Regions from separate parts of the Mus musculus genome. Here all the other regions are linked to region 2. A link is a contact called in ENCODE Hi-C or POLR2A ChIA-PET data. All regions are on one chromosome and are shown on one strand. Each heading gives the region's core, a stretch centred on a gene start or an enhancer-like site at or near the end of the contact. The rest is flanking DNA. Distances are from core to core; before and after follow the strand shown.

What was found. Hi-C counts contacts between places; a loop is a spot of excess contacts on that map. ChIA-PET counts read pairs that join two places held with the same protein, here RNA polymerase II (POLR2A).
Region 1: a loop to region 2 is called in a map of heart, with 2.6 times the contacts of the local background. The contact joins the promoter of Npas4 here to the promoter of Rce1 in region 2. A Hi-C loop is called at or near these places in 4 of 37 maps with a recorded cell type or tissue (heart and v-Abl transformed pro-B cells). POLR2A ChIA-PET finds 5 or more read pairs at or near these places in 1 of 5 experiments (Patski).
Region 3: POLR2A ChIA-PET joins it to region 2 with 13 read pairs in Patski. The contact joins the promoter of Dpp3 here to the promoter of Rce1 in region 2. POLR2A ChIA-PET finds 5 or more read pairs at or near these places in 2 of 5 experiments (Patski and embryonic stem cell).

Annotation. Positions count from the first base shown.
Region 1 is chr19:4,988,490-4,991,643 of GRCm38, reverse strand. It overlaps Npas4 (neuronal PAS domain protein 4), which reads left to right and starts at 1,673. Exons shown (of 8, transcript NM_153553.5): 1 at 1,673-2,002; 2 at 2,757-2,908; 3 at 3,083-3,154. The coding sequence starts at 1,828.
Region 2 is chr19:4,624,373-4,627,369 of GRCm38, reverse strand. Rce1 (Ras converting CAAX endopeptidase 1) reads left to right here and starts at 1,725. Exons shown (of 8, transcript NM_023131.2): 1 at 1,725-1,937; 2 at 2,075-2,177; 3 at 2,274-2,357; 4 at 2,607-2,685. The coding sequence starts at 1,753. It overlaps Gm960 (predicted gene 960), which reads left to right. Exons shown (of 15, transcript NM_001033447.3): 14 at 123-201; 15 at 1,180-1,529. The coding sequence ends at 1,529.
Region 3 is chr19:4,926,527-4,929,678 of GRCm38, reverse strand. It overlaps Dpp3 (dipeptidylpeptidase 3), which reads left to right and starts at 1,392. Exons shown (of 18, transcript NM_133803.2): 1 at 1,392-1,459; 2 at 2,620-2,894. The coding sequence starts at 2,625.

The DNA of each region.
Region 1 (3,154 bases), core at 424-2,923, 360 kb before region 2:
ACTCAGAAATCTGCTTGCCTCTGCCTCCCAAGTGCTGGGATTAAAGGCGTGTGCCACCACGCCCGGCTTCCCTCAACTTTTTAAATGGTCTTGTTTTTCAGGCTCTAAAAGTGCTTTTATATGTTCCTACTCTAAATGAAATTTTGGGCAAAAAGTTTCTCTAGTCCTTTGTGAAATGGTTGTGGGATAAAAAAAGGGCTCCCATACCCTGTGTAGACAGCAATCGCATGTAAGTGACTGAAGAAAGGTGTGTGTGGGGGTGTGTGTCTGGAGGGGTGGGGTGATGCAAAGGCCACACTACAAAGACAAGCCTGACATGACAGGTAGTTAAACCAAAGGTGCAAATTAGAGGGGTGGGGGTGGGGGGCGCCCACAAAGCCGAGATAGACTGTCCAACGCTCAATGAACGAAGGAAAAAAAAAAAAAGAAAGGTGTATGTTGTGCGCTCACTCAGTGACAAGTGCACAGGCAGAACGAGGAGCCCTGGAGCTAAAGATGGAGCAAGAATTGAAGGGAGATGGGGAGGGGACTCTGGCAGAATTAAAGGGTCTTGGGTAGGTGCAGCAGCCACTGAGGGCACAGCAGACCCTGGCTACTTGGCAGCCTCCCCCTCTTCCCGGCTGAAGCAGTGGGGAGAGCTTTCTAGAGCTGTGCGGAGGCCGGTAGGCCCCGCCCGCCGCTGCCGCCGCCGCAGCCGCCGGAGGATTCCTGTCCTAATATGGAGCTGGGATTCCCCCGGCCCCGCCCCCGCCCCCCAGCCCGCCGGAGAGACTGGGGCTCGCAAGAGGGCGGGGGAACAGCTCGTCTTGGGGGCTGACAAGCGGGAGGGGATCGTGGGAGAGGTTCAAACACACATCCAGATCCTCACCAGGCCCTGGGTCTTTGCCTCAGTTTCCCCGACAGGTGGCTAAGATGAACTAATAGAGGAAAAAGGAATCCCTGCAGATCACAGTGGAGATGTTTGTGTTCCTATGGTGCTAAGGAAATATGATCAAGACCGAATTCAAGTGGTCTCTTCTCCACAGGACCACCATTCCACCCTATCCTGGAGATTTAGACCCTCAGGTCAGGGCATGGAGGCGAAGAAGGAATTATTTATTTGAAACTGGCTAAGGGACTTTCAGATTGAATAGACCCCAGAAAAGACCCCCAGTTGTGACCTAGCCCCTCCCCAAAAGCCAAGGAAAGTCCCTCATGTAATTTCGACCCCTGCCTGGCAGATGGCGGCAAATTGGCAGAGGACCAAGCCCCTTCTCATCCTTTGCCTCCTTAGAAAAATCTATGTTGATAGCAGCCTCGCTTTGCCTTCTACAAACTCTCTTGTTAAGGGCTTCAGACCACCCTAATCCATGTACTGTTCCTCCTCCTAATAGAATGTAATGGAAAACCTGGGTCCCTGCACCCCATTCCTGGCTCTGCACAGCTCTTGCCAGCCGGCCCCCTCTGCACCCTCCCTTCTCCCCCTTCCCCCGCCCCCTCCCTCTCCCGTTCGACGTCACGGGATGACGTCGGAAGTCTGGGAGGGAGGAGGAGCACCCCCCCTCCCCAGCCAGTGGCTCCCTCTGCAGCTTGCTTTAGCCCAGCCTCCCGCCTCCCGCTGCCCCCCCCGTCTCTAAAAACGAGCCCCCCACGCCTGTCAGGAGCTATATAAGGCGGATCGAGGCAGGCGAGGGGGGCAGCGCTGCCGAGCGGAGCCCAGGAGTGGAGCGAGAGCGAGCAAGAGCCTGAGCGAAAAGACCGGGAAGCAAGGAAGAGGAAGCCTCCGGTGCATCGGGAAAGGATCGCAGGTGCTCGGGAGCCGGAGCTGGAGCTCCACAGCCGGCAGTCATGTACCGATCCACCAAGGGCGCCTCCAAGGCGCGCCGCGACCAGATCAACGCCGAGATTCGGAACCTCAAGGAGCTGCTGCCGTTGGCTGAAGCGGACAAGGTCCGGCTGTCCTACCTGCACATCATGAGTCTTGCCTGCATCTACACTCGCAAGGGTGTCTTCTTTGCTGGAGGTGAGCAGCTTGGGCTACCGGAGACCAGAGCTGACGGGGACCAGGGATGGAGGAGCTGAGGGAATGTGCTAAAACTGCCGCTTGTCTAGCACAGCGTGCTGGAAGCCTGTGGAGAGAAGGGACTTGAGGGGACCCTGGACTTCCTACTTTTTCTTCTGAGCTCCATCTAGACTAGCCTAAACGATAGTCCTAGCACTGGATTTGTGTGAGATAGAGCGCTAAAACAGAATGGTCCAGGCTCCCATTGCCTCAGAGGCACTCCAGGAATCCGGGGAGGGTACGGAAGGAAGCCTGGCAAGCTACAGGGAAAGCCTGCAAAGGCAAAGTATGAGGAAGAGTAGCTTGTGCTAGAAAATGCTGAGAGGGTCTTTCTATGCGCTCTGGAGCTGTTCGACGTCCTGAAGCCATCACCCTTTCTGGCGCTGCCCGCGGTGCTGAAATGGCCATAGCCCCTTTTCGCAGGAGCTGTCCGCGGTGCTGAATCCCAGTCCTTTCGGGAGAGCTCTGTCCACAGTGCTGACAGCAGAGGGCTGCTGAGGTTCCGGCCAGGCTTGGAAGTCCAGGGGCTCCCTGGCTAGATAGTTTTAGCAACAGGTCTCCTGGCCAAGATCCACAAGCATAGGGTCAACAGGTGTTGGCAGAAATAGGTCTATGGGAATTTCCTGTGTCTTCTCCAAGACTCAAAAGATGTTCTCTTTATTTCTGTGTTGTCCCTGATTCTTATCCTGACTCACCACATCTTCTCACCCTACAGGCACTCCTTTGGCTGGCCCCACCGGGCTTCTCTCTGCTCAAGAGCTTGAAGACATTGTGGCAGCACTACCTGGATTTCTCCTTGTATTCACAGCTGAGGGGAAGTTGCTATACCTGTCGGAGAGTGTGAGCGAGCATCTGGGCCACTCTATGGTGAGTACTAAAAGTCCTTGCATCTCAAGTTGGGGTATATGTGAGATAAAATGAGCCTCTCACTACTGAAAACAGAGTTATTAGAGGCGAGTGTGGGGGAGTCTTCCCTAAGAAAAATCATTGGTTGCAGATAGGCTCTTGCTGCCTTCACTAATGATCACTTCTCCTTTCTAGGTGGACCTGGTTGCCCAGGGCGACAGTATCTACGATATCATTGACCCTGCTGACCATCTCACTGTGCGCCAG
Region 2 (2,997 bases), core at 476-2,975:
CAAGTAGAGACTGTTGAGTTAGGAGGATGAGGGTGAAAACATCCATATAAACCAAACCACACGTCTCACTAAGGTTCATTCAGACTTCTGCAGAATTCACTTGGTCTTTCTAATTGTTAAAGCACCTGACTCCAGAGAAAAACATTTCAGCCCAGAACACCAAAGACCAGCACAAGAATATTGCCCAGGAATTCCCTGAAGGTAAGTTTCTAGCTTTGGGGGTAAGCCCTGGACTGAAACCAGAGAAATAAAATTCATGGTGTGGAGTGGTCCAGCTATCCAACGATCCCATTCCACTTTAGCCATGCTGCTGCCACCTGGGATTTGGCCGCCTTCCACAGTGATTGAGGGACTTGGAGTAGCAACCGCATGCATTCCTACTTTAAAGCTACTCAATAGGACTTGTGCGTTGTACTTAGTATGTGCACATTAGCCTTTCCAGAGAAACGTGCATTCATTGACTCAGGAGGAATCAGCCAAGGCAAGACTCTGTAAATCTGCACCTGCGAGGCTGGGGATGTAGCTCAGTGTCAGAGTTGGTTTGCTTGTCAATACCGAGTTTGATCCTCCTCTGTGTTTGTTCTTCCAAAACTGGATCTACTACGGATTAGTGATGGTGGTTCCCAACCTTCCTGACGCTGCCACCTTTTAATACAGTGCCTCGTGCTGTGGTGATCCCCAACCATACAGTTATCTTCAGTGTTACTAATTAACTGTCATTTTGCCACTGTTATGCACCACAGTGTAAGTATCTGATGTGCGACCCGCAGGTTGAGAACCGCTGAGCTAAAGCATGTTCACGAGTGTCTAATTCCAGCACTTGGGTGTTAGAAGCAAGATGATCACTTTAAGGCTAGCCTGGGTTTCAAGAGAGTCTGTCTGAACATCAACAACAAAAAGCTGCCTCTGTAGTAACTGCCTAGAACAATACCAGAGAGAGATTGAGTTGCTTATTGCCCGAAGCAAAGCTTAGGTTCAGAGAGGAACTTGAAATGCATATCACCTAGTTTGGGCGGAAAGTTAGATGTCGCCTATCATGGGAGGTCAGGTACTGAAATGTTTTCATCCGGAAAGGTGGAGCGGGAGAGTTAATTTAGAACGATACCCCTGCCCCAACAATCTCTGTAGCATTGGCACAAATCTTCGGGAGTAAGATGAAATGGGCTTGTTCTCTCCTAGAATCCATCGGGCAAGCAGAAAACAAGAGGCCCAAGAGGGGCAGCCCCAACCATGGCAGGGAAGAATCGCGAGTTCTGGGCTCAGCAAGAGACCGGAGCCCGCCAAAATCCGCCACGCGCGACCGCGAGCTCACCGAGGTCTCCCTCACTGCTAGAGGATCGCAGACCCAAGCGGCCCACGGCAGGGCCCAGGCGGCAGAGGCAGCTAGCCCTGCGGGCGGCCTGGAGGTACCGCAGCGAGAGCAGGGCGGGTGCGGGCCTGAGCTACCACCGCCGGGTCCTCACCACCGCCTCCTCTGCTCCCGCAGGACTTGTGGCTACAGGAGGTATCCAATCTGTCCGAGTGGCTGAATCCGGGACACAGGTCCTAAGCATTCTCTCTGAGACGCCCAGCAAGCCAAGGAAGCCCGGGACACGTGTGTCACAACTTCTGTATTTCAATAAAGCCGTTCCAAGCACAAAGTATCAACTATCGTGCAAGGGGAGGGGCGCCCGGGGGACCCGACAACTCGCGCCGCCGCCTGACGTCACCTACGCCGTCGCGTCACTGCCGCGCGCCACGGGTCCGGGCGTGATGGCGGCGCTGGGCGGGGACGGGCTGCGTTTACTGTCGGTATCGCGGCCAGAGCGGCAGCCCGAGTCAGCCGCGCTGAGCGGCCCGGGCTCGGGGCTGTGCTGCTGGGTGTCTGTGTTCTCCTGCTTCAGCCTCGCCTGCTCCTACGTGGGCAGCCTCTACGTGTGGAAGAGCGAGCTGCCCAGGTGCGGGGGATGCGCGCGCGGCCGGGATCTGCGCCCTCGTGGGGCGGGGCTGCGGGCGGAGCTTGGGCCGGACGGGGGTGGGGCCGCGTTGGCGTGGTTGCTGCAGGCCCCCCGGAACTTACTGTCCCTTTTCCTAGGGACCACCCCGCTGTTATCAAGCGGCGTTCCACCAGTGTCCTGGTAGTGTCCAGCTTGTCCCCTCTTTGCGTGCTGCTCTGGAGGGAACTCACTGGCATCCAGGTGCGAAGGAGGTGGGTGGGGCACAGGGCAGCTAGGGGAAGAATCTAGAATTTTGTGGGAGGGAACATCACTAACGCCCCCTTTCCTGTGGCTCAGCCAGGCACATCACTGCTTACCTTGATGGGCTTCAGGCTGGAGGGCATTTTCCCAGCAGCGCTGCTGCCCCTGCTGCTAACTATGGTGAGTCCTGCTTTATTTTTCCAACTCTGTTGTCACTAGTGTAATGACGTGCCCTGCTTGGGTACAGCTTTTGGCAGATGGAAGACAGGAATTATGATGTGGCCCCCTAAGCTTCTGGTGTACATGGCTGGGAAACCCTAGAACTCAGGAAACCTGAGGTCTGGTGAGGCTGACCAAGGGCATAGGTGTGGGCAAGGTCATTGGATTGTGGTAAAAGGCTTTCATTTTATGTTTGCCCCCCCCCCCCAGATCCTTTTCCTGGGTCCACTGATGCAGCTCTCTATGGATTGCCCTTGTGACCTGACAGATGGGCTGAAGGTTGTCCTGGGTGAGTCTTCAAGACTGAGGAAAAGGTAGGCACAGGCAGTCCAGAACACTGGGGAAAGGAGTCAGTGAGATGGTGTGATCTGGACTGAAGAGGTGAGATGTCACCTCTCAGCGTGTGTTTCCACATCAGTAAAATGGATTACATTGCTGAGTACCCTGTAAGTGTGATACTCAAGGAGGCCTGTCTGGACCACAAACAGCACTTGATATGGGCCAGACAGCATCTTCCCCTGCTCTCTCATCATTTGGCTTCCCCAAAGATTGGCCTTGGTAAAATTTGGGTGCCTCTGGAATTTTCTGTGACTCCCTCATC
Region 3 (3,152 bases), core at 143-2,642, 300 kb before region 2:
TGACTGCGGTTATAACACGACACCATGCAGCTTGGTTGGGGGTCTTGGGCCCTGGGATCCTTCACTTGCCTGAATTTGCCCTTGGTGGCTATGGATAGCCCTTATTTTCCTATCTGGTTACACTTACATTTCAACTGGGTCTCAGTCAGACAACTTTATACCTCGTCTAGAAACAATGAGAACAGGCAAAAGGAAAGAAGAGGACTTTCCTCGGGACACATTTTTACAGAATTCCCCCTTATAATGACACTCACCAATCAGAACCAAGAGCTACTAGCGCTGTGGTGACAAGGCTGGCCTTAAGCACATGGTTGCTCTGGCCCCTCTAAATAGGCAAGGTAAGGAAGGTGTGTTGGATTTCAGTCCCGAAACACTACCTCCTACACAACTCTAGGGGACAGCACTACCTCTTGATGGCTGCCCATCCCTTGGGTAGACTTAGTCCTGAAGTAAAGCTGACAGTGTTCCAGAGTAAGAGAAGTGAGCTATCTAAAGTCACACAGCTGGTAGGAGACAGACATCTGATTGAACCCTAGACAGCCTAAGTCAGGCCCCAGCTCTTTGCAGTGCTTACCACATCTGGTCAGCAAGTACTTGCAAGAGCCATGGGTCACCCAGAAAGACTCCTCCCTGACTACCAAGAGTAAACAACATGCTTGTCTGCATCCTGGGCTGCCCTCCAGTCAATGTCACTGGAGACCGCTTTTCTATTCTAGCTGGCAAGTGGTCACACTAAGAAAGTGCCAGCTACTAGCTGGCCTCGACTTCAAGTGCGTTGAGGAAACTGGGGTTCCCAATGTTTTAAGGATGGCTTCCATGGCGACCCAGTGGAGCACCTGTAGCATTTTTCTGCACCCCTGGGACTACTGGTGGATGGGACTACTATTCGCACAGCCTACATACACTCTTTGTAAGAGCTTCGTAGTCTCCAAATAGCATCTCCAAATCCTAAATCCAGGGAGGAGGGGGTCCACATTATTATAGTCTTCTCTAAGTGGAGGTTCCTAACTGCCAAATCCAGGGTAGGGACACTGGAGGTGAAACCCCAAAGAGAGCAGGCTCCCAGCTACATGTGTGGAGGCTCCCGATGTATAGGAACTCTCACGTTTGGGGACCTTGTCAGTCCCCTCTGTCGGTACCCGACAGCAGCCACGCGGGGTACTGAGAAACTCAAACTTTTTCACCAAACATCGCCCTACGCCACGCCTCTGTGCAGTGAGGGCCAGCAGACAAAAGGCCAAGGCCTCGCGGTCCTTGCAAGGCAGGCACCACCCGTAGCGCTTGGGGGCGGGGAGAAGATGAGGGGAGGAACTGTCTTCGGTTCTTCTACTGGCTGTAGCTGCTGTCCGTCTGATCCCTGGGGCGACTACGGGTCGGTAGGGGCGGGGCTTGTGTCCCAATGAATGGGGCGGGGAGCCGGAAGCAGGAAGTGAGTTTGCGAACGGAGCAGCTGCAGCAGGTGAGGTACAGCGCCTTGGTTTTGGGGTCACGGTGTGTCATCTTCAGGAGATCAGAGCGAGGCCTGGCTGTGCATGCAAGATCATCCCCTTTCTGTCCACCCTTCAGTGCCTCTTCCAAATCTCTCCCAGCTTTTGGGCAAGGAGAATTTCCAGGCAGTAAAGAGTTAACACCTCTTTCCGAGCGAAGGGGTAGATGGGGCGGAGCCGCGCAAATAAGGAGTACAGAGGGTGGAAACGTGTCCTTAGCCAGGGGCGGAGCGTGGAGAATGTGGTGGGTTCGGAATTCCTTGGGTCCCAACTGAGCTGAAAAGCTTTGGATAAGTTGCTTGCTTTCCAAATGTCATATGGTTCCTATCTGGAAAATGGGTTGTGCCCTTATATGGCTTCCCAACAGAGCAACAGAAGAAAACAGGATAGTGAAGGGCTGAAGAAAGACATGAGACTGGGGCAGATGCTAGGAGGGAAAAGCTGGGACAAAATATCATTGCTGTTTTTGATTTATTTTTTGACAAGGTTTTATGTACCCCAGACTGACCTTGGAATCTGACCCTGGGCCTGGTTGTTGGTTAGACAAACTCTACCAACTGGGTCACATCCCTGTCCTGGATTTCATACCCAGCTGTTGAGCTTGGTGTCATACTCACAGTCAGTGTTGCAGAGGAGCAAAGAGCAGTGCAGGGAGGTGAAGCGGCTGCCCTGGGTTTTAGACCTTTTGGTGGAGCGGGGTTGGGACGGTGGGGTGGATATCCAGCATGAAGCCTTTGTCAGCAGTTGTGATGAGCTAGAGGTGTTGGGAAATTCTGAACAGAGACTAGGACATCTGAGAAGGTGGAGATGAGGCAGGGAGTGGCTGGGGCTGGGAGTCTAGTAATGAGGCTGTGTTCTGCCGGTTCTTCCTTCGTACACTTGGCATCCTGGGCCTTAGTGTCCTCATCTGTAATATGAAGTGATTGGATTCAGATTTTAAGTCTGAGAGGCCACAGGCCAAAGCTGGCCCGCAAGTATTTGAGTCTTTGAATCCCAGCATTTCAGGTGAATGGATGCGACTGGATTACTCCCTCCTGGACTTCTGGATGGAAGAAGTTAGTTAGCTCATGAGCTTTCAGAGCAGCCGCGAAGATGCTGCGCTCTCTGAGATGACTGTGATGTGTTCTTGCAGGGCTCATGGCAGATACCCAGTACATCCTGCCCAATGACATTGGTGTGTCTAGCCTGGACTGCAGGGAGGCATTCCGCCTGCTGTCACCCACAGAGCGCCTCTATGCCCATCACCTGTCTAGAGCTGCTTGGTATGGGGGCCTGGCAGTGCTGCTCCAGACATCCCCTGAAGCCCCCTACATCTATGCCCTGCTTAGCCGCCTCTTCCGTGCCCAGGACCCTGACCAGCTGCGCCAACATGCCCTGGCTGAGGGTCTTACTGAAGAAGAGTACCAGGTCAGTTCTCACAGGCTCGCCTGGCTTCTGAGGGGCTTCTGGAGATGTGCGAAGGACCAGGAACAAGGGGCATAGGGCTCTCTCTCCAACTAGGTAGAGGATTAGACTAAAGGGTGCTAGCTCACACACACACACACACACACACACACAGCCCTGTAGCTTCAGGCTTGTTTTCTGTAGAATGTGCATATGGTCTGCCATTAGTGTAGTGCCTGCTTCAAGATACAGGGAAACAAGCCAGGCATGGTGGCACACATC